Linked DNA regions of Homo sapiens: region 2 is linked to region 1. Evidence: chromatin contacts called from ENCODE POLR2A ChIA-PET data. All regions are on one chromosome and are shown on one strand. The core of a region is the stretch at or near the end of the contact, and the rest is flanking DNA. Distances in the headings are between cores, read along the strand shown.

The links. ChIA-PET counts read pairs that join two places held with the same protein, here RNA polymerase II (POLR2A).
Region 2: POLR2A ChIA-PET joins it to region 1 with 11 read pairs in GM10248. The contact joins the promoter of TNFRSF1B here to the promoter of MASP2 in region 1. POLR2A ChIA-PET finds 5 or more read pairs at or near these places in 2 of 52 experiments (BJ and GM10248).

Annotation. Positions count from the first base shown.
Region 1 is chr1:11,044,837-11,048,724 of GRCh38, forward strand. MASP2 (MBL associated serine protease 2) reads right to left here and starts at 2,403. Exons shown (of 11, transcript NM_006610.4): 1 at 2,367-2,403; 2 at 2,055-2,283; 3 at 1,720-1,897; 4 at 572-703. The coding sequence starts at 2,371. RefSeq lists an enhancer at 908-1,740.
Region 2 is chr1:12,165,207-12,169,054 of GRCh38, forward strand. It overlaps TNFRSF1B (TNF receptor superfamily member 1B), which reads left to right and starts at 1,785. Exons shown (of 10, transcript NM_001066.3): 1 at 1,785-1,963. The coding sequence starts at 1,886. It overlaps MIR7846 (microRNA 7846), which reads left to right and starts at 1,737; the gene lies at 1,737-1,832. RefSeq lists silencers at 1,621-1,930, 1,941-2,170 and an enhancer at 2,211-2,852.

The DNA of each region.
Region 1 (3,888 bases), core at 1,153-3,652:
GAATGGGAGTTGGGGCACAGCCATCTCAGCCCAACCCGGAGCTGAGGCCAGCAGGCTGGCTCTGGCTTCTGACCTGCTGGGCAGGCCGGAGCTCCAGGGGAGGCTAGAGGCTCTGCTCTGGAAGAGAGATCAGAGAGGCAAGGAGAGACACCGAGAGGGAGAAACCGAGTCGGGGGAGGCAGGGTCAGCGCCAGCAGGTGGGGCTGCCCACGCCCCAGAGCACTGGCCCGTCCCACAGTGCAGGGAACCAGGGAACCAGGTCCCAAGGAACGAGGGCTAGATACCCCCGACTCTCCCGTGGCTACATGAGGGGTTCCCAGAGCCCAGGTGGAACCAGGTACACAGTGGGATGTTAGAATTAGTCTCAGTCGCTAGGGCAGGGTGGCACTGATGAGCCTGGCTGCTGAGAGGGGAAGCAGGGCTGAGAAGGGGAGCTGGAGGCAGCAGGGCCTAGAAGCACCCAGTGTCCAGGGCCCAGGCCCTCCGCACCCCTGGGCAGAGCAGCAATGGCCCTGAGGAGCCCCGGGTATCCCAGGAGAGGGTGCGTTGGGGCCCAGGCAGCCTCCCTCACCTGAGCAGGTGCGCTTGTTACGGTGCAGGACGTAGCCTGCGCGGCAGGAGCAGTAGAAACCGCCCAGGTGGTTGTGGCAGTGGTGGTCGCAGGTGGGCGCCTCTCCCGGGGCCACCTGGCACTCGTCAATGTCTGGGGGAGAGGCAGGGCCAGGCAGGCCGTCAGGAGGGAAAGAGGCGGGATCCAGCCTGGACTCCTCCCAGGAGATCCATGACCTCAGAGTGGACCTCAGAGGAGGCCTCGTCCTGTCTAGGGTGCGGGACTGGTGCCGGGCCAATCACCTTACAGGCCTAGGGTCGCTGCAAGCTCCCAGCAGCGCTGGGAGAAAGATGCAAACATCACCTCTGTTAAACCAGTGGGAGTTTCAGTGTCCGGCCCGAGGTCACCCAGCTAATGAGGGGAGTCAATCAAACCCAGGGGGCGGGGCTACAGCGCTGAACCCTTGCAGCAGCTTCCTAAGGAGCAGAGAAATTGAGCCACTTGCCAGAGGTCACACAGTTGGTCTCTGCAGGGACTGGGATCTGAAATCAAACATCCTGGCAGCGCTCCCGCTGGCAGGGCCCCACTTTGTCAGCTGTAAATGGGGCCCTCGGCCCCTGCGTCGTTTTTGTTTTTTGTTTTTTGAGACGGAGTCTAGCTCTGTCGCCCAGGCTGGAGTGTAGTGGTGCAATCTCTGTTCACTGCAGCCTCCACCTCGCAGGTTCAAGCAATTCTCCTGCCTCAGCCTCCCTAGTAGCTGGGATTCCAGGTGCGCACCACCACGCCCAGCTAATTTTTGTAGTTTTAGTGGAGATAGAGTTTCACCGTGTTGCCCTGGCTGGCCTTGAACTCCTGACCTCAAATGATCAGCCAGCCTCGGCCTCCCAAAGTGCTGGAATTACAGGCGTGAGCTGCTGCGCCCGGCCAGTCCCTGCGTCACTTGAGGCGATGCTGTCCTCAGATCCCTGGCTCAGAGTTGGCACTCAGCCCATGTGAATGGAGGTCACGGCTGTTTTGGTCTTTGCATTGTGGATGATGTCAGGCCAGAGGCCTCTCCCCTGCCCTGGGAAAGGTGGGGAAACTGAAGGCAGGGCTGCCTGGCCTAAGACAGAGTTACCCCCACAGCCAGCTGCGCAGACTGAGATGTTGCAGGACCCCTCTTGGCTCACCCTCGGCTGCATAGAAGGCCTCGAACCCCGTGAACGGCTTCTCGTTGGAGTAGTCGGAGCGGAAGGTAATGTCCAGGCTGGAGCCCAGCGAGTAGAAAGTGTCCTTGCCAGGGGCCCGCTCCGTGTCTGTGCTCTCCTGCCCGCACAGCGTGGCCAGCACCTTGGCCCCCGAGCTCAGCTGTGGGGTCAGGTGTCACAGGGAGTGAAGGCAAGACCCAGGCCTGATCTCCCTCCTGGCCAAGCCTGGCCCCTGCTCCCAGGTGTCCCTGAACCCTGGCTACTCCTTGGGGACCCCCCGACCCTGAGAAACCCCAGCCCTCCCGTCCTGACGGCACCTTGACGAAGTCGTACTCGCAGAGGTGGGAGAGCTCCAGGTCGAAGTGGGTGAAGTAGAGGCGCAGGCGGTAGCCGGGGGGTGCAGTCAGGGTCCAGCGCCGCTCCTGGTCATTGGCATACTCCCCTGGAAAGCCGGGGGATGCCAGGCGCCCGAACACAGGTTCAGGCCACTTCGGGCCCAAGGGGGTGGCCACCGAGCCACACAGAAGGCCCAGGAGGGTCAGCAGCCTATGGGCAGGGCAGGGGCGGTGAGGGCCCAGGCCTGTGCTCCCACCCCACACCCTGCAGGGAGGCTGTGGGCGCCCACCTACCTCATGGTGTGCCCGTCCAGCTGGCCTGGCCTGGTCTGCAGCCCTACGCTGGTCTCACCTTTGATCTGTTTGTCCAGTGACCTGCCCCTGCCCCCAGCCTCCCTGACTCTGGGATTCTGGGAATCGACTCCATGACTCCAGCCTGCTCAGAGTTCCAGGCAGGCAGGACAGGCTGCTCTGGGAGCCAGGAGTCGGACCTAGGTAACAACAGCCTGGAAACAAATCCTGGCTCTGCCCCTCACCCCTCCCTTTTTTTTGGATCTTGTTCTGTTGCCCCGGCTTCAGTGCAGTGCTGCAATCATAGCTCACTGCAGCCTCTACTTCCTGTGTTCAAGCAATCCTCCCACCTCAGCCTCCCAAGTAGCTGGGATTACAGGCGAGCACCACCACACCTGGCTAATTTTTTATTTTTGGTAGGGATGGGGTTTCTCCATGTTGGTCAGGCTGGTCTTGAACTCCTGCCCTCAGGTGATCCACCTGCCTTAGCCTCCCAAAGTGCTGGGATTACAGGTGTGAGCCACCGTGCCCAGCCTCAGGCTGGCTAATTTCTTAAACCCTGTCAGAAGGACCTGGTGCCACCAATTCCCGATTCCCTTGCAGGCTTAGAAGTCGCTTTTGGCTGGGCTCGGTGGCTTATACCTGTAATCCCAGCACTTTGGGAGGCCAAGGTGGGTGGATCACGAGGTTGGGAGTTTGAGACCAGCCTGACCAACATGGTGAAATCCCATCTCTACTAAAAATACAAAAATCATCCAGGTGTGGCAGCGCGCACTTATAATCCCAGCTACTCGGGAGGCTGAGGCAGGAGAATTGCTTGAGCCTGGGAGGCGGAGGTTGCAGTGATCCGAGATCGCACCACTGCACTCCAGCCTGGACGACAGAGTGAGACTCCACCTCAAAAAAAAAAAAAAAAAAAAAGAAGTTGCTTTCCAGGCAGTTATTTCACACCTGTTTATCTGTTCTTCCAGCTTCCAGAACTTTGAGGCTGCTGCTTCCTCTTCCACACTCTGTCCTCATGGATTCATGTCTTGTCTTTTTTTTTTTTTTATCCCCTTTATATTTGTTTTTGTTTTTTGTAGAGATGGGGGTCTCCCTGTGTTGCCCAGGCTGGTCTTGAACTCCTGAGCCAAAGCGATGCACCTGCCTCAGCCTCGCAAAGTGCTGGGATTACAGGTGTGAGCCACCAAACCTCTGCCTCCGGGGTTCGAGCAATTCTCCTGCCTCAGCCTCCCGAGTAGCTGGGATTACAGGCATGCGCCACCACGTCCGGCTAGTTTTGTATTTTTAGTAGAGACGGAGTTTCTCCATGTTGGTCAGGCTGGTCTCGAACTCCCAACCACAGGTGATCCACCCGCCTCAGCCTCCCAAAGTGCTGGGATTACAGGCGTGAGCCACCATGCCTGGCCTATTTTCTTTTAGAGACCGGGACTCTGGCTGGGTGTAGTGACTCCTGCCCATAATCCCAGGAGGCTGGGAGGCTGAGGCAGGTGGGTCGCCTGAGACCGGGAGTTCAAGACCAGCT
Region 2 (3,848 bases), core at 535-3,034, 1.1 Mb after region 1:
CAGGAGGTGATGGTGCCATTCACTGGGATAGGGAAACTGGCAGGAGGAGCCGGTTGTTGAGGGTTGGGGGTGCAGACAGTCTGTTGGTCCCATTGGTCTTGAGGTGTGTGGGGGACAACTAGAGAGAACTATTGTCCCCTGCTTCCACGAGGTGACATCTCCCTCCTGCCTTCAGCTCTATTTTAGGGATCAAGGAGTCCTTGGAGCTGCTCCTAGGCATTCTCATAAGGGCCAGAAGAGCTCTGCATGTCTGTCCAGCGGCTCTGCAGAGTTAAGGCTGTGGGTCATACCAGCCACACCCTCAGCGTGGTCCATGTCACAGAAACATGTGGAAACCAGGTGATTTCCCAGCCTCCTGGTCAGGAGGTGGGGTTTTCCATCCCCAGGGAGTCACTTCCCAGTTTCTCACTCAGCACTCAGCACCTAGAAGCACCATCCTTGCAGGCTCCACTGTGGGGCTGGTGGCCGGGAGCAAGGGTCTCTGTACCTCTTCAGGCAGCCTGCAGTGAGGAAACAGGGAACAGAATAGCCTCCTGCCACCCAGCCCACCCCAACCCTTAGAAATGCCCTATGTGCTGGGGGCTAGGACCCCCGTAATCCAGGGCTGGAGGAATGTGCTCTGGCCCCGCAGGGCTGGCCCTGTATTAGGGCTGGCACTCAAAGTGGGGATGGGGGGACAGATTGCAGCTGGAATGGGTGCTCGGTCATGATGTAAATCCTGGGGAAGCCAGCTCTCCTGGGCCTGGTCTCAGCAGCCCCTCAGGGCCCTGCAGCTTCCCTGGTGACATTCTCTCCCAGCCTCTGTTCATCTGCCCCCTGCCTGGGCAGGAGACTTGAGCAGGGAAGTGCAGAGTCTTCTCCCTGTGAGAAGGCTGGATGCGTGTTTAAGGATAAATGAACACGCGAAGAGTAGTAACAACAGCCAAGATTTATAAATGCCTATTGTTATATATGTAGATACTTACTTAAGTATATATAAAGTACAGACTGCATTATGTATATTACATATCTTTAAATTTTTAGAATAGTCCTATGAGGTCAGTTCAGAGATCCAGACCCAGGTGGTCTGGCTCTAGAGTCTAAACAGGCCGAGTGCAGTGGCTCACACCTATAATCCCAGCACCTTGGGAGGCCAGAGGCGGGAAGATCACTTGAGGGTGGGAAGAACACGTGAGCTCAGGAGTTCGAGACCAGCCTGGACAACATGGCGAAACCCCATCTCTATAAAGAAATCAGCCTAGCATGGTGGCCCGAGCCTGTAGTCCCAGCTACTCGGGAGGCTGAGGTGGGAGGATCGCTTGAGCGCAGGAGTTGGAGGCTGCAGTGAGCTATGGGTGAAAGAGTGAGACCTTGTCTCAAAAAAAATTAAAAAATAAGAATTAAATATATTTAAAATAGAGTCTAAATAAGTGAATGATCTAGAATTCTCTTGGTTCCCCTAAAGCAGCTGTCAGCTTTGGGGGATGTTTTTCCAAATTAGTGCCTCACCCTCACGGGACAGGGAAGCCTGTGGGAGCTGGGAGGGCAGGTGGAGGCCGGGCAGGTGGAGGCCGGGCAGGTGGAGATGGTGATTCGAAGAGGAGGGGACGATAGGAGGAGGTTGAGGGGTCACCCGAGTGCTGGGAGTGACGCTGGAGGTATCGGCCCAGCGATGCTGGAGTGGTCGGGTCGGAGGCCCAGCAGCGTCTGGGGAGGGGCGTGGGGGAGGCGTGTCCAAGGCCGGCTGGCCCCGCCCCGCCCCGCCGCCTGGCCTCTGGCCCGCTGGGGCGCGGGCTTTCGCTTTCAGTCGAGGGCTAGCGAGCGCAGCGGAGCCTGGAGAGAAGGCGCTGGGCTGCGAGGGCGCGAGGGCGCGAGGGCAGGGGGCAACCGGACCCCGCCCGCACCCATGGCGCCCGTCGCCGTCTGGGCCGCGCTGGCCGTCGGACTGGAGCTCTGGGCTGCGGCGCACGCCTTGCCCGCCCAGGTGGGTGACTCGCGCGGCCCACGGGGGACAGCCGCCCCGCATGTCCACCCGGCTGGTGCGCAGCCTTCGGGTGCCCGGGCCGCGCTCTCCCGGGGCGCTGTCACGGGCTGGGAGGCTGGGAGTCCCAGTCGCCGCCCCCCATCCGCATCAGACACGCGCGCCTCTGGGGACCCGCTGGGGACTCCGGGCCCGGCACACGTGCGCTCGGGGCACAACTCTGGCCCCCGAAGCCCCTCTTACCCGCGTCGTGACAGGGGCGCACCCTGGTTCCTCCGCGAGCGCAGGCCGGGGCATTTGGGGCTGAGCAGCGGGTCCTGGGCAGACCCCCGCTAGACCCGGGACCCCTCTTCCCTCACCCCGGCGACTGCCGCGACAGCCCTTCCCTCCCACGCGGTGGAGAAGGGGCTGTGCCGGGGCGCTGCCCCACTGCCCACGCCGGGCACCCTCTTCAAAAGACTTCCTTTTCCTCTGGGCGACGGTTTTCCGATTTCTTAGAAATACCAGGGTCCTGTGTCTGAAGAGCAGGACCAGGTGTGTGTCAGGTCCACTGAGGGCACAGCTGGAGGGCGAGCTGCCTGTCTGCTTCCTCCGATGCGTCCGGGGGCTACTGCAGAGTCTGTTTTCTGCGGCCTCTGGGGACAGGGCAAGCGAGGGAGGTCTGGGCTGGTAATCGAGCAAGGCAAATGAAGTCTCCGGGGGCCGCAGGAAAATGGAGACAGCAGAAACCCTAGGGCTCCTATTCAATATGAACGTCACTCCCACAGTAGCAACGGGCGTACAAGGGACTGTGCACCCTTTGCCTGTTTTTGACTGTCTCCTGGTCTGGTAACATAGGATAACCCCATTTTTGTTTTACTGTCTCCATGGTTTGGTAAGATAAGATAAACCATTTTTTAGAGAAGGAAAACTGAGGCTCAGAGAACTTGTATTTCATGGAAGGGTCTGGGGGGAACTCTTCCTCCAAAGGGGGCCTCTCCTGCCTTCGGCCCCTGTGCCCTGAGGCTGCGGGGAAGGTGGGCGTTCATCCTTCCTCAGAGCCGCCCCTGATGGACACATGGCCCATCTGCCCCCATCTGACATCTTGACCGAGGAGGAAGGTGGGAGGTGGCACTGGCTTCTGTGGTGACATAAGGTGACTTGTTGATCTGAGGCCAGAGAGTCCAGTTCTTGTGGGTGGAAGATGGGGGCTGTCAGACTAGAATTGACTCACCGACAGTGGGTGTCAGGAGTGGGTCCTGGAGAACTGCCCCAGAGTAAGTCCTGGGTGGCCTTTGGGTCAGGAGAGTCCCCACTCTAGGGCCGAGTGTGAATGGGGACGACCGTGGTCCCCAGCTTGACTTTGGGGTCATGCCATATACTCTGGCCTCAGAGGGGGTCTTCCTGCCGCTGAGCTTGGGCCTGCCTGGGTGAACTCTGGGGTCATGTGAGCCCCTGGATGGGAGAGGGGTGTCAGGCACAGGGCTCAGCAGGACACCAGGCTGCAGTCCTGGAGTAGCTGGAGGAGGTTCCCTCCCACTTCCTTCCCTTCCTGACCAGCTCCTGCGGCAGCTCATATTCCCTCCTCCCTCATCCCTGCTCCCCACGACCCCACCCGGACTATTGCCGCAGCCTTGTAGCTGGTCTCCCGGCCCTGCCCCCTCTCCCGCTGATCCTTGGCAGAGAGACCCTTCTCAAGCATGAGGCACCTCTCTGTTTGCCTGGGGAGCCTCCTGTGGCTCCCAATGGTTGAGGCAGAAACTCCCCTGGAGATCCCAGGCCAGAGTAAGGTACCTGAACTCTTCCTCGCGCCTCCCTGCACATGTGCTCCCCCGCCTCTGTAGAACTGATGATGGTCATCGTGTGTGTCATTGTGCAAAAAGCATTGTCCGTGCCATCCCCTCTCCAA